2 separate regions of the Homo sapiens genome follow, and region 1 is linked to region 2. A link is a contact called in ENCODE Hi-C or POLR2A ChIA-PET data. All regions are on one chromosome and are shown on one strand. The core of a region is the stretch at or near the end of the contact, and the rest is flanking DNA. Distances in the headings are between cores, read along the strand shown. Region 1 overlaps TNPO1 (transportin 1). Region 2 overlaps TNPO1-DT (TNPO1 divergent transcript).

Region 1 (3,574 bases), core at 509-3,008, 230 kb after region 2:
CAGGCGCCCGCTACCACACCCAGCTAATGTTTTGTATTTTTAGTAGAGATGGGGTTTCACCATGTTGGCCAGGCTGGTCTCGAACTCCTGACCTCAGGCGATCCACCCGCCTCAGCCTCCCAAAGTGCTGGAATACAGGCGTGAGCCACCGCGCCCGGCTCATTATAGACTTTTTTTTCCACCTCCCAGGTTCAAGCAATTCTCATGCCTCAGCCTCCTAAGTAGCTGAGATTACAGGGGCATGCCACCACGCCTGGCTAATTTTTGTATTTTTTTAGTAGAGACGGGGTTTCACCAGGTCTCGAACTCATGACCTTGTGATCCGCCCGCCTCGGCTTCCCAAAGTGCTGGGATTACAGGAATGAGCCACCGCGCCCAGCCTATAGACTTTCTTAAAGGACTTTCTAGTTCCACTGATAGCTATAATTTAACAAGTTTGTCAACGTTTTGATTCATCATTAGGTGCCTGTAAACTTTTCCTTCTTTCCCTTCATACCTGAACTTTGGTTCAATTTCTCATGAAAGTTTTATTAAATAATTGTATTCTTTAAATAGCATGCTCTTTTTAGATCATTGGATAGCTCTGATTTTTTTTCTCCTTGCTCATCATAGCATTTTTCTGTAAAAAAAAAAAACAGTATAAGAGAGATTTTCTGTGGAAGTCTACATATCTGATTCACATTCAGCAAATGATTCAGCAAATTTCTTAAGCTGTTTTGATTTATCTGCTTGTCAAATAAAAATAATACTTGCTACCTACTTACAACAGAGGGGTGTTGTGAAGATTATATTTAGAATGTTTTTAACTCATTTACTCAATGCTATGAGAATACCTCATTTTTATTATATTGTCATACTATATACATACTACTGGTTTTTTAGATCTATTATGACTTTTATGATGGTGAAGTGTGATTTTACTTTTCTCTTTTACCTCACCACAAAGGTATCAAAATATATGTTCTTTCGTATGCACATGGTTGTATTTATGAGTAGTTTCCCAGTTTATGGAGATTGATGTTTCTTTTGGAAAGGCAGTATATCAGGGGCTTCCAGACTGGACACTGGAGCCAGATTAGTTGGGTTTGAATCATGGCTTTGGCATTTACTAGCTGACCAACCTTAGGCAAGTAACTTCTCTGTGCCTCAATGTACTTATTTGTAAAATGTAATTAATAGAGCAGCATCATAGAGTTGTGAAGTGCTTAGAACACTGCTTGGCACTCAAAAATATTAGCTATCACTATTACTAACAAAATAGTGCATGTGTTTAAGTCTTCAATATTTAAGTACCAGAGTTTTTGGTAGCATCTTGGCTCTCTGTGAAACAGGACTGCCCTTCCCCTAACAAACTGGAATTCCATTTTATATGCAGATTGGACAGTTAGGTCTTCCTATGGCTCCTCCTGCCCTCATTGCAAACTGATGGGTTTTAAAAATCATTTTTATTGAAATATGACACATTCTAAAAATTAACCTAATATTAAAGCTATAGAACAAAAGATGAACCTCTCCTTCCCCATGTCTAGGAGGATTAATTCTTTTCCAGACTTTGATCATGTTTTTTATCAATTTAAACCCCTTTCACAAGCTTTGTATTATCCTTAAGATAGTCCAAGCTTCTTAACATCATCTATGAGGTCCTCCTAGCCTCACTTTTGCTTTTTGATAATTCCTGTTAGATTTCTGATAAAGAGTCACTTCCTCAAGGAAGTCCTTTCTTGACCTCCTAACTGGGTTAGCATAATGTTTTCACAGCCCTTAGTCATTTACCATAGTCATTCTCCACTGAGGCAGTGCTGCTCTCTGGAGGTGTCCTAGTGACTGGGAGGTGCTCTTGTCATTTACTGGGCAGGGCTGAGAGTGCTAGATGTTCACCATGAAGAATTGTCCTAGCTTTGTATGACTTGTAAATGTCTTGTTAGATAGTCACAAAGGTGTAAGAAATCTGTTTATAGATATCAGAGCCAAGAGCCTAACTCAATTTTACATATACATGTGGAACTTTTTGCAGAGTTTTAATATATGTTGAATTTTCTAGGAATAAAAACTATGGCCAGGCAGGGTGGCTCACGCCTGTAATCCCAGCACTTTAGGAGGCTGAGGCGGGCAGATCACTTGAGGTCAGGAGTTCCAGACCAGCCTGGACAACATGGTGAAACCCTGTCTCTGCTAAAAATTCAAAAATTAACCGAGCGTGCTAGCACACACCTGTAATCCCAGCTACTCGGGAGGCTGAGGCAGGAGAATTGTTTGAACCTGAGAGGCGGACGTTGCAGTGAGCCGAGATCGCACCACTGCACTCCAGCCTGGGTGACAGAGCAAGATTCCGTCTCAAAAAAAAAAAAAACAAACCCAAAAAACAAAAAACTACTATGTTATTGAAGGACAATTGTACCTTGTTTTGTTTGGATCTCTACCAAGAGTTGTTTACCATTTTGGGAAATGACGTCACTAATAGCAACATTTCTCACATTCATAGTGATTCAGCATATAGATAGAAACATCTAACTTTGAATTTAGTTGAAATTAGATGGAAAAAATTTTAATTGAACCAGATGGGGGGAAAATGCATCTCTGTCTCCTGGTGGAATGTATTTGCTTTTCTCTCTTTTCCTATTGTACTTTACCATATACTTTATTCATTGACAGGTCATCTGCCTCTCTCACCAAATGAGAACTTAGTGAGGATAAAAACAAACTATATTTTACTTATCTTTGAATCTCCAAAATTCACTGAGCACATGGTAGTTCTACTTAATAGTTACTCAGTTGAATTAATAGCAACAACAATAGCGTTTATTCAACAAGTATTTGTTGAATCGGACTCTGCCAGGCAAAGAGAGTGAAAAGACACTGTCCCTGCTCTCAAGGAACTTGTGATCTATTGCCAGGACAGACCTAGAAATAATTATAATACAATATGACAGTTTCTAGAATGGAAATAGCTATAAACCATAGATCTGTAATGAAAAATACACTTAAGTCTTGTGAGGAGATCTTGGAATAATGACACAGAAGAGAAATAGTATCCAGTATCAATCATAGTGCCAAGAAAGACTCTCAATAAATATTTGGAAAATCAGTGAATGAGGGTAGCTCTAAAGAGTGAGAAGGAGTTTGCCAATTGGTCAGGTTTAAGGAGGGCATTCCCAGCAGGAAATCCCTATGCAAAGGCTCAGAGGTAGGAGAGGTGCAGGAAAAGATGATGGAGCATAAAGTTGGAAGTTGAGTCATAGATAAAATTGTCTTTGAAGGTGATGAACCAGATGATGAAGAGACTTCTTCCATGAAAAGAAGTTAGATTTTATCTTGCAGATGCTAGAAAGCCATTCATTTAACTATAAAACTACTATTTTTCAAATTACACATATTGTGTGCCAGGGACCTATGATCTGCATACAGAGTTAGTATATTCCCATTTTAGGGTTGGGAAACTAAGACTTAGATTAATTAACTTGCCCAGGTTTTCACTGCTACTAAGTGGAAGAACTAGAATTCAAACGTGGTCAGTTGAGTCCATATCTCCAGTCTGCTTTTTAAACTATATTTTACAGACTATCCAACAAGGAAG
Region 2 (3,956 bases), core at 94-2,593:
AAATAACACAAAAGGCTAAAAAGTCTTTCCCTAGACTCTATCCCAAGTCCTACTGTTTAAAGAGAGCAACGGTTGGCTGGGCGCGGTGGCTCACACCTGTAATCCCAGCACTTTGGGAAGCCGAGGTGGGCGGATCACGAGGTCAAGAGATCAAGACCATCCTGGCCAACAGGGTGAAACCCCGTCTCTACTAAAAATACCAAAAAAAATTCCTGGGTGTGGTGGCACGCCCCTATAATCCCAGCTACTCGGGAGGCTGAGGCAGGAGAATCGCTTGAACCCGGGAGGCGGAGGTTGCAGTGAGCTGCTATCGTGCCACTGCACTCCAGTCTGGCAACAGAGCGAGACTCTGTCTTAAAAAAAAAGAGCAATGGTTAAACATTAGGATATAGCTGTCCAATCTTTTTCTACATTTATATTATACACAAATCAAAATACATATACACACATGCTACACTTTTAAAAAACAAAAATAGGATTATGTATAATGTTACACAACTCGGTCTGTTTATTTTATCTTCCATGCTCATCTTTCCATGTCAGTGTAGGTGAGCTCTACCTAAGAAAAGCTTCGTAGGTACCACTACTTATTTAATCAGTCTCCTCCTGCTGAACTCTTAGACTTTTTCTAAACTGTCATCATTACAAAATTCCTACAATGAACACCCTTGTGTTAAGTTGAATCATTTCAAATTGCTGTTTGTGTATATCAAAAAATGGTTGAATAGCAGTAATTTCAAATGGGTCATACTATACATTTGTATTTCTATAGGATACACTTCTTGAAGTGGGATTGGTGCATCAAAGAAGATGTGCATTTTTATTTTGATGACTACTACTACACTACCCACCTCATAGATATGCCAATTTATACTGTGCTCATTCCCCATGCCCTTGACAATAATAAAAGCTTTCAATCTTTTTAATTTTTGCTAGAAGATTATGCCTCCGTGTTTTGCTTTGCTTTCTTTCCTGATGATTGAGGAGGCTGAATATCTTTTCGTATGCATACTGCACCCAGGACACTTAAAACATCATTTGATTCTCCCACAATCCTCCAAACACACTCCTATTTACAAAAAGAAAATCAAACCTCTTTTTGAGAGAATTAAAGAACAGATGCCTATCGTTAAAAGGATTCCTTTTAGGAAGCTGGGACGGATTATTTTTCTGCCTTCAAATTTCTATTCGTTTCTGTTACTGGACACACAAACATGTATTGTTTTTGCCTAGAGCGAACTCCTTTGACCTCACTCTTCTGTTTTCTGAATTTGAATCACTTGGAAAATCCACTGGGCTTTGGATCTGAGAAGCCGACACTGGGCTCTGGGCAAAGCTGTGGGCTTTGCAGCCTGCCAGCAGGGGGCCTCTTCAGCTCTGAGAGGCCTCCTGGCCAGAGCTCCATTTCCTCCCTCCTAAACAAGCTTCTCCCCAGCGCAGAGAGGCAGTTGCTGGCTTCCACTTAGGCAGGATAATTTAGTGAATGAAAGTCGTTTGGCTTCCACCATAGTAATTAGTATGCAAATTACCAGTATATTACCTGCAGAGTCATAAATTACATTGACAGACTTAATATTCACAGATTCAACATTCCAGTGAGGGTAATTTTTCTATTTTTCAATAGTTGTAGACCAGGCCGATCCACCACCTTATTGAACTGTTATGCATTAAATCAACAGTTGAAAAATTAAGCATTTTCCAAAGCATTTTATTATGCATTTATTTCTTTCAGTAGGCAGTCAAGTGGAACATTAAATATGCAGTGTGTCTAAGAGTACTAAATGGCTGGTGAATACATTTAAGCCTAAAACAGTTTTTTTGTAACTTAAAAAAAGAGACACAACACAGGAAAATCTATATCATAATACAATCTATTGAATCTTTGCCAACACCATTAGAACCAAATATTTTCTAGCTCAGGTTCCCGTAAGTAAGAGGAATCATTAATCCCCAATAAGTGGTTCAAGCTAATGCTGCTCACAAATGGAAAATGGCTGGCCCATAGGAAAGGGGTGCAGTGAGTCCACGTAGGGGTGGACAGGGTCAAGTCTCATCATGTCAACATGATCTTTCCTTCTTCTATTCACCCAAGAGACCAACTGAGCCCGTATTCTGTGCCAGGTCAACAAGATGATTCCTGCCTCCAGGGGATTTAAGGACAGTTAGAGTCAAAGTCTCTTAGCTCAGCCCCTGCTGATGGACAGCATGGTGAGCACTAATCATTGAAGAGTCATGGGGAACACCCAGCACCTTTTCTACGTCCAGCCTCAAAAGCCACTGGAAAGTTAGTGAGACTCAATAATTCCTTCCTCCAGTTCCTCTCTGCACATTCCTACAAAATAAAATTACCTTTGCTTTAAGAGTCTAACATTACTATTGAGGCCATTGAAGGACATATTTATTGATGGTTTCAACAAGGAGATCTGAGAAAGGTGACTAGAGATGGTTAGCAGGAATGTACTGAGAGACACCCATTCACAGATGTGCAGATAACGCCAAATTGCAAATAAACCAGGTGGCTGATGTCTGACATTTGGTCCTTAACTTTAGAAAGTACTTAGCATTTAGAATACCATCCTTCAAACCAAACAAAAGAATTATCCTACGGAGATAGAAAAAGGCAGGGGAAGAAAACCACTTTGCTGCCACAGCTTGGGCCTGCAGTGGCTTCTGTGTCCCCACACTGTATTTGAGGATGGGCATCACCACTTCAAATTCTGGGGGAAGAGCCCCTTGGCCCTGGTTTTCTACTCTCTGTAACCAGCTCACACCTTTCTTTGTGGAGCTATGATCGGCTGAGGAAATGAATTGTTTTCAAAGAGTCTTTCTGAAGAGTGAGCCAAATGGAAGTAGGACAAGATATCTCAGTTAATGTGGGGGTCCGGTAAAGAATGTGCAATTCAAGCCTCCTACCCTGTAACATTTCTCAGGGTTGGAGGTTGCATGCTATGAAGGCTGGAAGAAGTCAGAACATAAGGCAGGAGTTGAAAACAAATGTGCATCGTGTACTTCTCCAAAAGCCACAAATATATAATATCATCTACAGGGAGGTTTACTGTAACATTAGCCTGTCTTGTGATCACTCATTCAGTAAGTATTTACTGAGTGCATATTATGTGCTGACACTGTCTTCTATCAAAATTTTTCTCTTAAATGTCAGCATAGAATCTCATACTTTATTTTATAATGCATTTTTAAAACTGCCAGATTATTAGTATGAACTTTAAGAGCAGAAAGTGCTTACTCACCAGAGAATAGGCCTTTTAAAAGTTGATTCATTTTTTAATTGAAAAATAAAAGTTGTACATATTTATCATGTACAACATGATGTTTTAAAATATATATATATTGTGGAATGGCTACATTGAGCTGATTAACATATGCAGTACCTCACACAGTTATCATTTTTGGGGGTAAGAACACTTAATACCTACCCTCTTAGCAATTTTCAAGACTATAATACATTGTTATTAACCATAGTCACCATGTTGTACAATAGATCTCTGGAACTTATTCTTACTATCTGAAACTGAAATTTTGTATCCTTGGAACAACTTCTCCTCAACCCTCTTCCCCCTCCACCACTCCAGCCCTGGTAACTATCATTCTACTCTGCTTCTCAGAATTCAACTTCTTTAGATTCCAAATATAAGTGAGAGCCTGCAGTATTTGTTTTTCTGGGCATGGCTGATCTCGCTTAACCTAACGTCCTGCAGGTTCATCTATGTTGTTGCAAATTACAGGATTTCCTTCTTTACTTAAGGTGGAGTAGTACTCCACTGTGTATATATACCACATTTTCTTTACCCATCCAACTATTGATGTACCTTAGGTTGATTCCATATCTTGCTTACTGTGATACTACTGTGTGAACATGAGAGTGCAGATATCTCTTTGACATACAGGTTTCAATTCCCTTGGCTATATACCCAGAAGTGGGATTGTTGGATCATATG

The links. A loop is a pair of places that touch in the nucleus more often than their neighbours do. ChIA-PET counts read pairs that join two places held with the same protein, here RNA polymerase II (POLR2A). Pooled maps may share reads with other maps.
Region 1: a map of mammary epithelial cell shows a loop between it and region 2 (10-fold over the local background). The contact joins two enhancer-like sites. A Hi-C loop is called at or near these places in 26 of 168 maps with a recorded cell type or tissue (A673, CD8-positive, alpha-beta T cell, Caco-2 and 19 more), 8 of 37 single-sample maps with no recorded cell type and 33 of 50 pooled maps. POLR2A ChIA-PET finds 5 or more read pairs at or near these places in 5 of 52 experiments (A673, OCI-LY7, WTC11 and 2 more).

The regions. Positions count from the first base shown.
Region 1 is chr5:72,841,258-72,844,831 of GRCh38, forward strand. The region is part of intron 1 of TNPO1 (transportin 1); the gene reads left to right. Among named protein-coding and RNA genes, the nearest start is that of TNPO1, 26 kb to the left of the region's middle. Within about 2 kb of position 1,759, at least 4 of the 41 ENCODE cell types and tissues checked have a DNase peak (open chromatin) inside an H3K27ac peak, as active enhancers do.
Region 2 is chr5:72,609,953-72,613,908 of GRCh38, forward strand. The region is part of intron 7 of TNPO1-DT (TNPO1 divergent transcript); the gene reads right to left. Among named protein-coding and RNA genes, the nearest start is that of ZNF366, 100 kb to the left of the region's middle. Within about 2 kb of position 1,344, at least 2 of the 41 ENCODE cell types and tissues checked have a DNase peak (open chromatin) inside an H3K27ac peak, as active enhancers do.